2 separate regions of the Mus musculus genome follow, and region 1 is linked to region 2. A link is a contact called in ENCODE Hi-C data. All regions are on one chromosome and are shown on one strand. Each heading gives the region's core, a stretch centred on a gene start or an enhancer-like site at or near the end of the contact. The rest is flanking DNA. Distances are from core to core; before and after follow the strand shown. Region 1 holds the start of Bnip3 (BCL2/adenovirus E1B interacting protein 3). Region 2 holds the start of Mki67 (antigen identified by monoclonal antibody Ki 67).

The links. A loop is a pair of places that touch in the nucleus more often than their neighbours do.
Region 1: a loop to region 2 is called in a map of v-Abl transformed pro-B cells, with 5 times the contacts of the local background. The contact joins the promoter of Bnip3 here to the promoter of Mki67 in region 2. A Hi-C loop is called at or near these places in 2 of 37 maps with a recorded cell type or tissue (adrenal gland and v-Abl transformed pro-B cells).

Annotation. Positions count from the first base shown.
Region 1 is chr7:138,907,612-138,913,960 of GRCm38, reverse strand. Bnip3 (BCL2/adenovirus E1B interacting protein 3) reads left to right here and starts at 4,455. Exons shown (of 6, transcript NM_009760.4): 1 at 4,455-4,598. The coding sequence starts at 4,568.
Region 2 is chr7:135,711,266-135,717,714 of GRCm38, reverse strand. It overlaps Mki67 (antigen identified by monoclonal antibody Ki 67), which reads left to right and starts at 1,336. Exons shown (of 14, transcript NM_001081117.2): 1 at 1,336-1,667; 2 at 3,676-3,754; 3 at 3,843-3,958. The coding sequence starts at 1,576.

The DNA.
Region 1 (6,349 bases), core at 3,206-5,705, 3.2 Mb before region 2:
CCCCTCACACCTTAGTAGTTTGTATACTCTCCACCCAAGGATTTGGTAAACACATTTATTTATTTTTGAGTTTCTTTTTGGTGACTGTCAAAGTTCCAGTGACTGTGCTTTATCTGGGCACATAGAGCCAGTGTTGTAATCCTGGTGTCGTGGAGGTCACCCATGAGTTGGGAGTCCAGCACTGGCTTCATGTGAGACCTTGCTTCAGAAACGTAATTAATAAATGAATGCTTTCATGTAGGAGAATGCCATTTAGGATAACTTGGTTCTTGTTTTGGGGCTGTTATTGCTCTGCTTTTTTGTGGGGGAGGGAGTTTTTGAGACAGGGTTTCTCTGTGTGGCCCTGGCTGTCCTGGAACTCACTCTGTAGACCAGGCTGGCCTTGAACTCAGAACTCAGCCCTGGCCTGTCTCTGCCTCCCAAGGGCTGGGATTAAAGGTGTGTGCCACCACTGCCTGGCTTTTTTTTCCCCCTCCAATGTTAGAGATTGAACCCAGATCCTGACACATGCAAGGGAAGAAATCTATACTGAACTCTGAACTACATCTTTAGTTTTTTTTGTTTTTTTTTTTTTTAAGTCTCATGTAACTTGGACTTGATCTTGAACAGTGGATTGTCCTGCCTTTCACATCATGCTTCAATTACATGTGTGGGCCACAAAACTTAGTCTTTTTTTTTTTTTTTTTTTTTAATCCAGGGCTTCCTGCATGAGAGCCAAGCCATCTACATTCTGAGTATCCCAACCCCCCTTTTACTTTTTGACACAAAGTCTCACTAACTTCTGTATTCTGTCCTATACTTGAATCTACTGCATGGCTCAGGTAGTCAAAATGGCCCATCAGGTAAAAGCACCTGTCAGTAGTGACTCACACTGAGAAAGGAGAGAACCAACTCCTTTAAGTCACCCTCTGATATCAATCAATGAGCATGACATGAACATTTCTGCACATGTGTAAATAGATAAATACATTTTAATGAACTGATGATCCTGCCCTGACCTCTAGAGTATTAGGATTATAGGTGGAGTTGCCACATCCAGTTAATTATTTTTTTAAATATTTTTCTTTTTTTTAGATTTTATTTATTTATTTATGTATATGAGTACTTAGACACACCATAAGAGGGCATCAGATCCCATTACAGATGGTTGTGAGCCACCATGTGGTTGCTGGGAACTGAACTCAGGACCTCAGGACCTCTGGAAGAAGTCAGCGTTCTTAACTGCTGAGCCATCTCTCCAGCCCCAGTTAATTATTATTTTTTTAAAGAATAAATTACTAGCAGGGTGGTGGCACATACATTTAATCCCAGCACTCAGGAGGCAGAGGCAGGGAGATCTGAGTTTGAGGTCAGTCTGCAGAGAGAGAGAGAGAGAGAGAGAGAGAGAGAGAGAGAGAGAGAGAGAGAGAGAGAGAGAGAGAGAGAGAGAGAAGCCACGGTTACAGAGGAACTCTGTTTCAAAAACTACCCAAAACAAAAGAATAAATTATTAGCACAATGTGAACCATGCTTTTAATCCAGAACTAGAAAGCCAGAGAGAGGCAGGCATATCTCTGAGTTCAAGTCTACATAGTGAGTTCTAGGACAGCCAGGGCTATACAGTAAGATCCTATCTCAATCAATCACAACATTTTCTGAATTTATTTTAAACATTCTATTAATGTTTGTATGTGCATGTCCTTGGTACAAGAGAAGGCCAGAGGACAGCTATTGGGAGCCCGTTCTCTCCTTCCTTCCACCATGGGGACTGCATTTGGGTTGTCAGACTTGGTGACAAGCACCTTTACCTGCTGAGGCCCCTGTTCTACTTATGTAAGTTACTTATGGAAACAGGGTTTCATGTAGTCCAGGCTGGCCTCAAAGTCACTATGTGGGTAAATCTCAGCCTAGAACTGATCCTTCTGGCTCTACATCCCAAGTGTGCCTGGCTAGAAGTTGTTGGTAGATGCACCAGGCTTCTGAGCCACACTACTGGCATTATTTGCTTAGTCATGAATGGAGTGCCTCTGAGGTACTGCAGCCGTTGAGGGACAGATTCACTGAGACTCTCCATGGGGTTGAGAGTAAGTTGGGAAAGTCACTCAGGTACCTTAGATTTTTCCCAGACTGCTTTCCATAGACCAGGCTGGCCTCGAACTCAGAAATTTGCCTGCCTCTGCTGCCTCCCAAGTGCTGGGATTAAAGATGCGTGCCACCACCTCCCACTTTTCTCCCCCCCTTTGAACGGGCTTTCACCTTGTAACTCAGCTGGCCTGGAACTCACCATGTGGACCAGCTGGGCCTCTAATTCACAGAGATCCACCTGCCTCTGCCTCCCAGAGGGCTAGGATTAAAGGCGTGGTGCTCCACTACAAACAACTGACTCCTTTGCCTGTTTTTTATTGAATGGTCTAAAGAGGTGGACAACCTTTTCTCCTTAAAAATACATATGTCTACAGCACTCAGGGGGCAGACGCAGGCTGATTTTCTGAGAGCTCGATGCCAGCCTGGCTTACATGGTGAGTTCCATGAGACCTAGAGAGACCCTGTAATAAATAAATAGCCTCATATACACACACATACACACACACATACATACATACATAGAAAATAAAAAAGGGCCGGGCAGTGGTGGTGCACGCTTTTAATCCCAGCATTTGGGAGGCAGAGGCAGATTTCTGAGTTCGAGGCCAGCGTGGTCTACAGAGTGAGTTCCAGGACAGCCAGGGCTGCACAGAGAAACTCTGTCTTGAAAAACCATTAAAAAAAAAAAAAAGAAAAAAAAAGAAAGAAAAAAAAAGAAAAAAAAAGGATAAACATAAATTTCTACTTATAACATCCCTAACCCCTTCAAATCCACATTTTCGTTTTTCCTTTTCTTAGTAGACTGGTGTAGAGAATTCCCAGACCCTTCTCTTTCCCTTTGTCATTCAGGCACACATATCTATGCAAGCTGGGGATTGAACCCTTGGATTTGCTGGACACGGAGGCTATCACCAAGCAGGACCACAGCTGTTTCTTGCTGGACACAGAGTCTGTCACCAAGCAGGACCACAGCTGTTTTTTTCTTGCTAGGTGTGGTAGTATGTCTGTAATCCCAGCACCTGGGGGGTTGAGACAAAGGTTTGGTGTCTGTAGCAGAGAATCTGTTTATTGTTCTGAAGGCCCTAGGCTAGAGCTCCGAGCACTGTAAGAAAGCAAGCTTTCAGTTAAGAGTGGTGGAACCACTGGGAAGCTGGGGCAGGAAAAAAAGTTTAAGACCAGAGTAGGTTACAAAGCGAATCTGTCTAAAAAAAGACATCAGATTCAGTCTGGTGACATGGCTCAGCTGCAGTGAACTTGCATGTGCAAGGCCCTCGTATAACCTTAGCACTCCAAACAAAACAAACGGAAATCAAGGCTGCATAGCTATAATCCCAGCTCTCAGGAGGCGAAAGCAGTAGGATCGGAAATTCAAGGTTAGCTTTTGCTACACAGCCAATTCAAAGCCAGCCTCGGTTATGACATTGTCTGGGAAAAAACAAAACACCAAATGAAGCTGCTTCTAGTGACCTGACCCACTGCTACTAAGATAGCTTCTTTTGAGGTTCACAAGCCCCTTCTCTATCCCAGAACTGTATCAAGAGGGAATTCCAACCTCCAAGTACAGAGAAGCTACTGGGTAGGTTACAGGGAGGATGCAGAATCCTCAAAACTGGCCCTCCAAAGGTCTCTCCAACCGTTCCTGTCCAAAAATGCCGTCCTTTCTCGCATGCAGCATACCACAGCACTACCCAACTCGCCATTGATGCTGCAGTAGAATACTGGCAAATTTTTTGTTTTGCTTTGTTGTAAACAGCTTCATACAGTGCAGCCCAGCCTGGCCACGAACCAGGGCTGGGACTAGAGTTATACATAAGCACTCCCGGACTGCATTTTTCTTAAAGATGCAACCTAAAAAACTATCTGTAAGCGTGCATAGAGACAGCGAGACCATGTGTGCTCCCATTGCTGGCGCTCGCAGGTTCCGGAGGAGATTGGGGAACTATGGGTCAACCGCGAGCAGGAGGGGCAAACTCAGCACCCAAGGCCAGACGCCCAAAAACCTGGCCGCACGTCCTCATGCCACGCCTATCTCGGAGCCCGCCCACGTCTGCCCACCTCCAGCCTGGCTTCAAGACCCGCCTCTTGGCCTCTGCAATGCGCGCACCTCGGAGTCCCAAGGCTCAGACCTCGAGCCCCGCCCCCAGACTCTTCCCTACCCGCCTAGGTCCCAGTTACTCCAGCCTCAGGCACAGCCCCCGGTCCACTTCTGCATTAGACCTTAAAAACAGCCGCCCTCCCGCGCACTCCTGCCTCAGGCCCCGCCCATGCCGGCGCACGCGCCGCACGTGCCACACGCTCCCCCGCGTTCCTCCCCCACCTGCAGGCCCCGCCCCCCAGCCAATGGGCTCCGCCGCCGCGTGCGTCCCGCCCCGCCCCGCCCCTTGTCCCTCAGTCCAGTGTCGCCTGGCCTCAGAACTGAGCGGCGCAGGCTGCCCCTGCTACCTCTCGGTGACCGCCTCCCAGGCCTGTCGCAGTTGGGTTCGGGCTCCTTTGCCGAGCCACCATGTCGCAGAGCGGGGAGGAGAACCTGCAGGGTGAGGCAGTGGGCCGAGAGGGGCCGCGGAGGCGGTAGGGTCGCGGGCTGGGGTGCGGTGAGTGGAGGCCGCGATGCAGTTCGGTGCAGCCGGGGCTGGGTGGTGAGCCTCGGGGCATCTTACAGACAGTACCTTCACAGGCAGGCCGGGTCTTTCTTTCCTGCTCTGTTCTTCACACTGTCATAGTTCTGTATTTTCAGACTCTGTAGGTCAGGGGAGCCTCGAACTCTGCGATCCTCCTTCCTCAGCTTCCCGAGTAGCTCAGATTTCAGGCCCTTGGCGTCCCCTTGTTCAGAGTTGCTTAAGTGAGTTAGAGGTTGCAGTTGAATTTTCAGTGCTTTGATTGAAGTCATTAATATTTATGACTGTAGTGCCTTTCACTTTTCCTACTTGGTACTGGGGACAGAACCAGATCTGAACGTGCTGGGTAAGTGCTCATTTCCCGAGCAACACTACCAGTTTTCATTTTATTGCTTTAAGACATACTGGTCTTGAACTTGTGATCCTCCTGGTTCAGCCTCTAGAGTAGCTGGAATTTGGAATTAACAGGCTTTGCCGCTGTGTCCCCTCTCCCCCAATCTTTACCCCTGGCTTGCTTTGTTGCCACTTCCTGATGGAAGAGGAGGATACAGGGTTTCAGACCTCTGTCAGGTTTTAGAGTTAAGAGGTGGGATAGCCGCACAGTGGTGGCACAAACCTTTTATCCCAGCAATCAGGAGGCAGAGGCAGGGGGATTTCTGTAAATTCGAGGCCAACCTGGTCTACAGAGTGAATTTCAGGACAGCCAAGTCTACAAAGAGAAAAACAGAGAGGGGGTATGGCTGGAGGTAGTGTGGAAGAGAGCTACAACAGCTCAAAAGGAGGGTAAAGTGCTTATAATTTAGTTCAGTAGGCTCACTGCAAGCAGTGAAGTAGATTGTAGGTTAAAATGGAAGTGAGGCTGGGTGTGGTGACACACCTAAAATCCCATCATGGGGTGGGTGAAGTTGAGTCTTGACAAATTCCAGGTTAGCCTGGACTACACAGTCGTACCAGGCTAGTTCGGGGCTCTGTAGCCAGACCCTGTCTCACAAATAACAGAAAGGCTCTCCCAGCATCAGCCTTTACAGACTGTTAGCACTGCGCAGACAGCTGCTAGTTTTGCAAGGCCAGCCTGGGTGCTATGTGCCATTGTCCATTTCTGAGAGCTACCTGGTGGGCCTGAGTTGAGTCTGAGTTGAGTCTCAGGCCCTGAGACTGGAGGAGGATCCTGTTGACCTTTGTACTCTCTGAAGCAAGAGTTCACCAGGTAAAACGCATGTCAGTAAACGTGAGAGAGAGGCTTTCCAAACCTTTAAAATGAATGCTTTAGTGTCAACTCCCCTCCCCCCCCCCAGGCAGGGTCTCACTCTCAGTGAACTCCCAGAGATCTGCCTGCCTCCACCTCCCTAGTGCTGGGATTAAAGGTGTGGGCCACAGTACCCACTTTAGTGTGAAGACGTGGTTTCTCTGTATAGCTCTGGCTGTCCTAGAACTTGTGTAGACTATGCTGTCCAGAGATTCTGTGTCCTGGAGTACTGGAATAGGGTAACTCAGAGCAGTGTTGTGTTAAAAGAGTTTTTAAAAAGCTTGCATTCAGAGACACTGAGTTAGCTGAATTTATTACCCTAAACGAGATTTTAGTAGGCAGAATTTAATCAGCCTAACACATTACAGAATCTGTATTTTCAAACTACAGCCACATTAAAAAAAAAATCTCGTAATTCAGGTTT
Region 2 (6,449 bases), core at 87-2,586:
TTCAGGATGAGAAGGCAATGCCCAAGGCCTAAAGTAGAGCTTGGATCCTGGCAGCCCTAACAAGGCAGGCTGGACCACCCATCCTCAGTAGGCTAATTAAAGAGGAGGCAACAGTGAGAAGCACAGAAAGGGGGTGTATTCATGTGGCCCCATTGTGAATAGGAGCAAAGGGGCCCAATGGCACCCTAAATATATTTTTGAAGTCCTGACCAGAGGTTTAGGTTTAGAGGCCAAGAGGTATGCTATAACTAATCAGCCTGGGTTAGGGTGGTATAACACACTCGTTCCCCAGAGTGAAATTTCATGGCTTCATACTTCAGGCTTGTCCTTGAGACCTTGAGGAGAGGGTAGACATTGGTTCTATTGCCCCAGAAGCGGAATTTTTACAACACCCTACTGGAAGAACACTGATCCAGGAACAGGAGGAGGGAGCATGAAAAAAGAGGACAGGAAAACATAGGTACTCTATATTCATCTGACTGGCACCTGGCCTCAGATAACCCCAACTGGTGCCCCAGGAGCCCTATTTTAGGATTTGCAGGTGCAGTCTTGCACAGGTTATTTTAATCGGCATTTCCCCCTGAAACAGCAAAGCATTGCAAACTTAACCGTGCCGCAGCAATAACTCTTAAGTTATGGTTTCGGAAAAACCGTGCCACTGCCTCAGTGTTCATTAAGCAGGGAGACTGTAGAATGAATTATAATGATGTCCCCCAGTTTTTAAAGGACAGTTTGAGGGATACTGAAAAGGCAGGAGAAACAACCTTAGGTTGCGTATGAGGTGTTGCAGAAACGGCAGAGGAAGGGTATAAATTTTAAAAATAGAAAGCTTCTAGCGTTGAGCAAGATGCGGCGTTGTCGGTGTTTGATTTCTGGAGAGGGAGCCTACAGGTAGCTTCCTACAGGTCGCCACGCTAGTTTTGCTGACACTGAAAAAGCTGGGACCCTCTACCCTGCCTATTAGAGCAGCAGTGGCCCGCCCACCAGCCCCACCCTGCCCGCCTTCCGGAGCTTATCTCCGCTCGGGTTCCGCTTCTCCAGCCAGCTTCTGGCCCGGCCCCGCCTACCGGCCTGGCCCCTCCCACCTTCCGGCTCCACCCCCCCCCCCCCCCCCAGGCTCGCAGCCTGGCCCCACCTCTGGACTTCCCCAATCCTCTGTCGCCCTCGCCATTGGTCTCTGGCTGGCCGCCTGGCCCAATCGCAGCACTTAGCGCCAGAATTTGAACCGCCGTTTTGGTTTGAATCGGGCGGGCTGCGGCGGGCGAGCCTTGGCGCGGAACCGCCTAGGCGGACAGTCGGGGCTGGACGGGGCGGCGGGTGGCGGGTGGCGGGCACTTGGGACGCGGGCGGCGGGAGTGCGGGTCTGGTCGGGGCGGAGCGAAGGCCGCGGGTGGCCGTGGTCGGTCCTCCGCGGCTAAGGAGCCGAGGGCTCCGACGCGGGCTGCGCCCGGTGAGCGGCGGCCAGAGCTAACTTGCGCTGACTGGACCAGCTGAGGAGCGGCCCGGCGGGGCGACTGCGAGCTTCACCGAGAGGCTTCTCCGCCCTGGTCCGCAGTCCCGACGGCCGGGCGGACCATGGCGTCCTCGGCTCACCTGGTCACCATCAAGCGGAGCGGCGATGACGGCGCACACTTCCCGCTGAGCCTCAGCTCCTGCCTGTTTGGAAGGTGAGTGCGCGCCGGGGCTGAGGTGACCCGGGGCGGCGACCCCGCGGCCCAACCCCCCTCTGCGTTTGACAGGGTTGTCCCTGTGGCTTGTTCGGAAGTCACGCTCATGCATTGGGAGCTTCCAAATGGAATCGGGATTTTACACTCGGTAGACGCGAGGCTGACGTCGGTGTCCCGCAACTTCCGCACTGTCGTTCTCAGGCAGCCGGCTGTGGCTCTGGATGTTTCGGGAAACATCAGATAGGAGAACCCTGCTCGGGTGCTCTGGGAGAGTCCCCTCTCACCCTCCCCCGTCGGTCGGATGGCAATCTTCCCTGAGGCCTTCCAGGCAGTGGCTGGTGTTGCCACTTCTGCAAACGTTGACCCTTATGGCTTTCTGCCGCGTTTGAAATGTTACTTGAGAGGATGCTTTTAAGAAAACTCGTCTTTCCTAACACCATGCAGATTGGTGACTAGGTTTTAGATTGTTTTGTTTGTCTCCCAGTAGATTAAATTCCAAGACAAGGTCTGCCTTGTTAATGGTTACATCTCTAGGGTCCCATATGGCGACTGACACTTAAGATCAATCAGTGTGTGGCACAGGATGAGTGGTAGGAAGATGGCGATCTGGCAAGAATGGTAGTTCTCAGACATTTGACAAAGTCTGGTGACAGATTTTCATGTCACCCTGGGAGAGGTGCCTGCCGTTAGTTAGTACTGCTGAGTAAGGACAGAGACATGGTGTATTTGACAGTCGAGGAAGTATCTGGTCCAGAATGTCTGTGGTCTTTTGTATCTAGTATGGATTGTGGTGATCTTTTTGCTCCGTAAAACGGGGTTCGAACATATGGTCTTTCTGCCTGGTGTTTTGAAACCCAAAACCTCTGTTTTCTTGAGAGTAAGAACTTCCTGTCAGAGTAAAGAACTTTCTATAACTTTGTTGTTGTTTAAAAGAAGAGAGTACAAATTCTTGTCACAAGTGTCATTCATTTTGATTATTCTGCAATATTACTTAAATATACTTTTAACAAGTTTAAAAAAATTTAAATCAATTTGCATTTGGTTATGTGGTATTTATTGTAAGAGGTATGCTTAGACTCCAGAGGTTCATAGGAAAGCAGACAGTATATAGAGTATAGTCTGGCTTTTAAAGTTCACGATGGAGCTACCAGCGAAAGTCCTGGTTTGTGGCTGGATTAGAATTGTCCCTTCTGTGCTGTGCCACCACAATGCTAGCTTTCCAGAAAGACATTCTAATCTAGATACTGATTGTGGATTAGTGTTTGTGTTGTGAAGACATCTGAGTCTGTCAACTCGGTGTCGTTCTAAAATGACTCGCATAGATTAGCTGTGTGCCCCATACCCAAGTGATATATACAACTATAGCTGAATAGCAACATGGGTGCTGGTATAGATCTTTTGTGTATGAAGAAACTGAGGCATTGATTAGCCACAGCACATTTTATGCTAGTAGTCTTCTGTGTCCTTAAACACCCATATTGTTATAAACACATTACAAAGGTCTTCTAAGCTGGGTAGTGGTGGCACCCGCCTTTAGTCCCAGCATTTGGGAGGCAGAGGCAGGTGAATTTCAGAGTTGGAGGACAGCCTGGTCTACAAAGTGAGTTCCAGAACAACAGGGCTACACAGAGAAACCCTGTCTTGAAAAAAAAATCAAAAAGCCAACCAACCAAACAACCAACCAAACAAAAAAACCCAAAGTTCTCCTAAACTGACAGAAAGTTCTCTTTTATTTGTGTCTTGTAATTATAACTACTTACATGAAAAGTAATTGTGTGTGCTAGTATTTTCTAATATAATTATTCTGAAGTACTAGAAGTCTCCATCTTTTATGGTTTCATAGGCAGTACTTGTGAACATTGCCCTGCCCCTCATATCTTGTCAGTCCTTGTGTCGTTACACTTATAATATAAACATACTAGTCAAATTCTGCTAATATTTTGAAAACTTGAGGGTTTCTTTTTTTTTGTTGCATACCCTCATAAATCCCTTACTTTTTTGTATTAAGGAGTATTGAATGTGACATTCGTATCCAGCTGCCTGTAGTGTCAAAAAGACATTGCAAAATTGAAGTCAAAGAGCAAGAGGTAAGTTGGCTTTGGAAATCAACTCTTAAAGCTTTTGAAGGTGACTTGAAGCAAGTCCTTAGTGTTTGCCTCTCCTCTCTCCTCGTAGGCAATATTATATAATTTCAGTTCTACCAATCCAACTCAAGTAAACGGGGTTACTATAGATGAGCCTGTGAGGCTGAGACATGGAGACATAATAACCATCATTGACCGCTCCTTTAGGTGAGTGAAAGCCAACTGGATGAGTTCTGAACACTGTGCTTTCGTTAATCACAAACTAGTACCATGGTTTGATCCTTTTTTGGTGTTGGTGGATGTTAGAAATGTCTCACTCTGTGTGTGTGTGTGTGTGTGTGTGTGTGTGTGTGTGTGTGAGCGCACACATACATGTCCATGCAGGTGCTTGGGCCTGGGCCTGTGGAGAATAGAGGACAAGCTCAGATGTGGTCCTCGGGATCTGGGTCAGTTTTCCCCCCCTTTTTGATCAGGGTCTCTTAACAGGCCTAGGATTCACCAAGTAACGGGCGAGATTGGCTAGACACCCGAGCCCGGGGCCCTCCTGTCTTTGCTTTCCCAGTGTTGATGGCGCATCTTAAAGTTCCTAGCTCCTAGTCCCTTTGAGAGAGTGTGTTTGGCCCTTAAAGAACAATTTTGTTATACTGAGGCAATTGGGCTGCATCCTAACTTAGGACTAATGTCATTATAATAAGGAAAGATTAGCATACAGGGGAGCAAGTGAGTGAAGGAAAGTGCTGTGTAAGAGACAGAAAGAAGGCGGCCGGTCCAGGAGACCCAGAGGAGCCATTCCTACAGATGCCTTGGACTTGGCCTTCCAGCCAGAATTGTGAGCAGCAAATTTCTGTTGTTTAAGGTACTCTGTCTGTGTTTTAATTATTGGAGTCCTAGCCGACTAATACACCACAGCCAAGTCACAAGGGAAACTTCTGCAACTCTGTGTGTGTGTGTCCAGCCTCTCTAATCACAACTTTTTTCTTAGTAAGCCTCCATGGTGGCTGTAAAAGACAGGTATCTTTGGAGACTTGCTACGTGCTTGTGGGTGTTAGTGGCATTTTAATAAGGGTGTTGCTGTGTTTTTCTTTTAACCTAGCTAGTTCCCAAATAATTGTAACTGGGCTATTTATTATATTTATTTAACAAGCTTTAAGGGCCAACAACTGAGCAATATTACTCTATTTTAATCCTTTATGCTAATCTGGCTACCACCCAGCCAAAATCTCTGTGATATTTGCATTTTAGTACTGACTTGAGTCTCTGGGCTCCAGGTGTTTCTCATGGTGTCTCTTTAGATTCTCAGGTTGTCTAATCTTCACCTATCCCTTCCCTCCCCTCCCCTCCCCTCCCCTCCCCCCCTCCCCTCCCCTCCCCTCCCCTCTCCTCCCTTTTCTCTCTTTCTCCCTTCTCTTTTCCCCTGGCTAGATGGAAGTTCAGCCCTGTTCTCTCCCCTTCTCAGTCACTGGCTGATCATCTAGCTTTGTTGACCAATTGGGGAAATAAGTGGGGAACATTGCTTACACAACATAGAGACAGGAGATTCTTAGAATAAGGTTTGCAACCAGAAATGGGGGCACAGAAGTCAGCATTGGAATAATACAAGGATATCTTTACACAGGGCACAATAACATTATGCCTACATGTGGGCCTCTAAGCACTATAGTTACCATAAAGCTTTGTGTGCTTATGTCTGACTAATGTTCTTGTGTGTGTGTGGTTTATAGCATGTTTGGTGTCTTTGGCTTGTTTCTTCTCACAATATAGGTATTTCATTAACATAGCACTGTATATCCTATAACATGTAAGAGTATTCACAATTTATTCATCCTTGATTGAGAATTTGAGTGATTTCCAGTAGAAATCTGTCAAGAATTTATTTGTAATCAAATGCCCCCCCCCATTTCCTGTATTTGAAAATGGTATTCTACAACTACAGAATACAGTGTTCTTTCTGTAGCCCTATTAAATTCTCTCTCTTTCTCTCTCTCTCCTTTTGGTTTTATGAGACAGGGTTTCTCTGTGTAGCCCTGGCTGTCCTGGAACTCACTCTGTAGACCAGGCTGGCCTCGAACTCAGAAATCCGCCTGCCTCTGCCTCCCAAGTGCTGGGATTAAAGGTGTGGGCCACCACACCCGGCTAAATTCTCTATTCTTAATAATTATTTTATTATTTCCCTGCTTAGTAGTTTAAGAGATATTAAAATCACGTTGAGGATTTGTTCATTTTTCTCTTAATTTTCTTTAATTAATTTATCTTTTACTTTTAATTAATTTGTTTTCCCTACCACAAATTCAGAATTCGTTGCCATTTGAAATATCTCTTACTTTTAGTTACATATTTTGCCTTAGTGATTTCTTTGATTGAAAAATATAAATACATTAATTCCTTATGCTTACATAATATAACCTTTTTGCCTCTGTACTTTCAACTCTAATTTTTAAGGCTTTTGTTGTGTCTAGGAACCTGTTGTTGCGTAGCTTAACTTTAGATAGACTTTCTATTTTAAAGATATAATATCTTGGTGGATTTACCTTTAAGTCTTTATAAAATGAACGTTGCCTCTTTGAACAATTTGAAGGGGCATTTTTATTGACTAGACTCTTTAAAAGAGACTCTGTTCAGCACTGTGATAACTTGGAGAAGGGTTTCAGATCTTACATAGACAGCATCTCAATTCAAATTAAGCCACTTCACTGAGGTA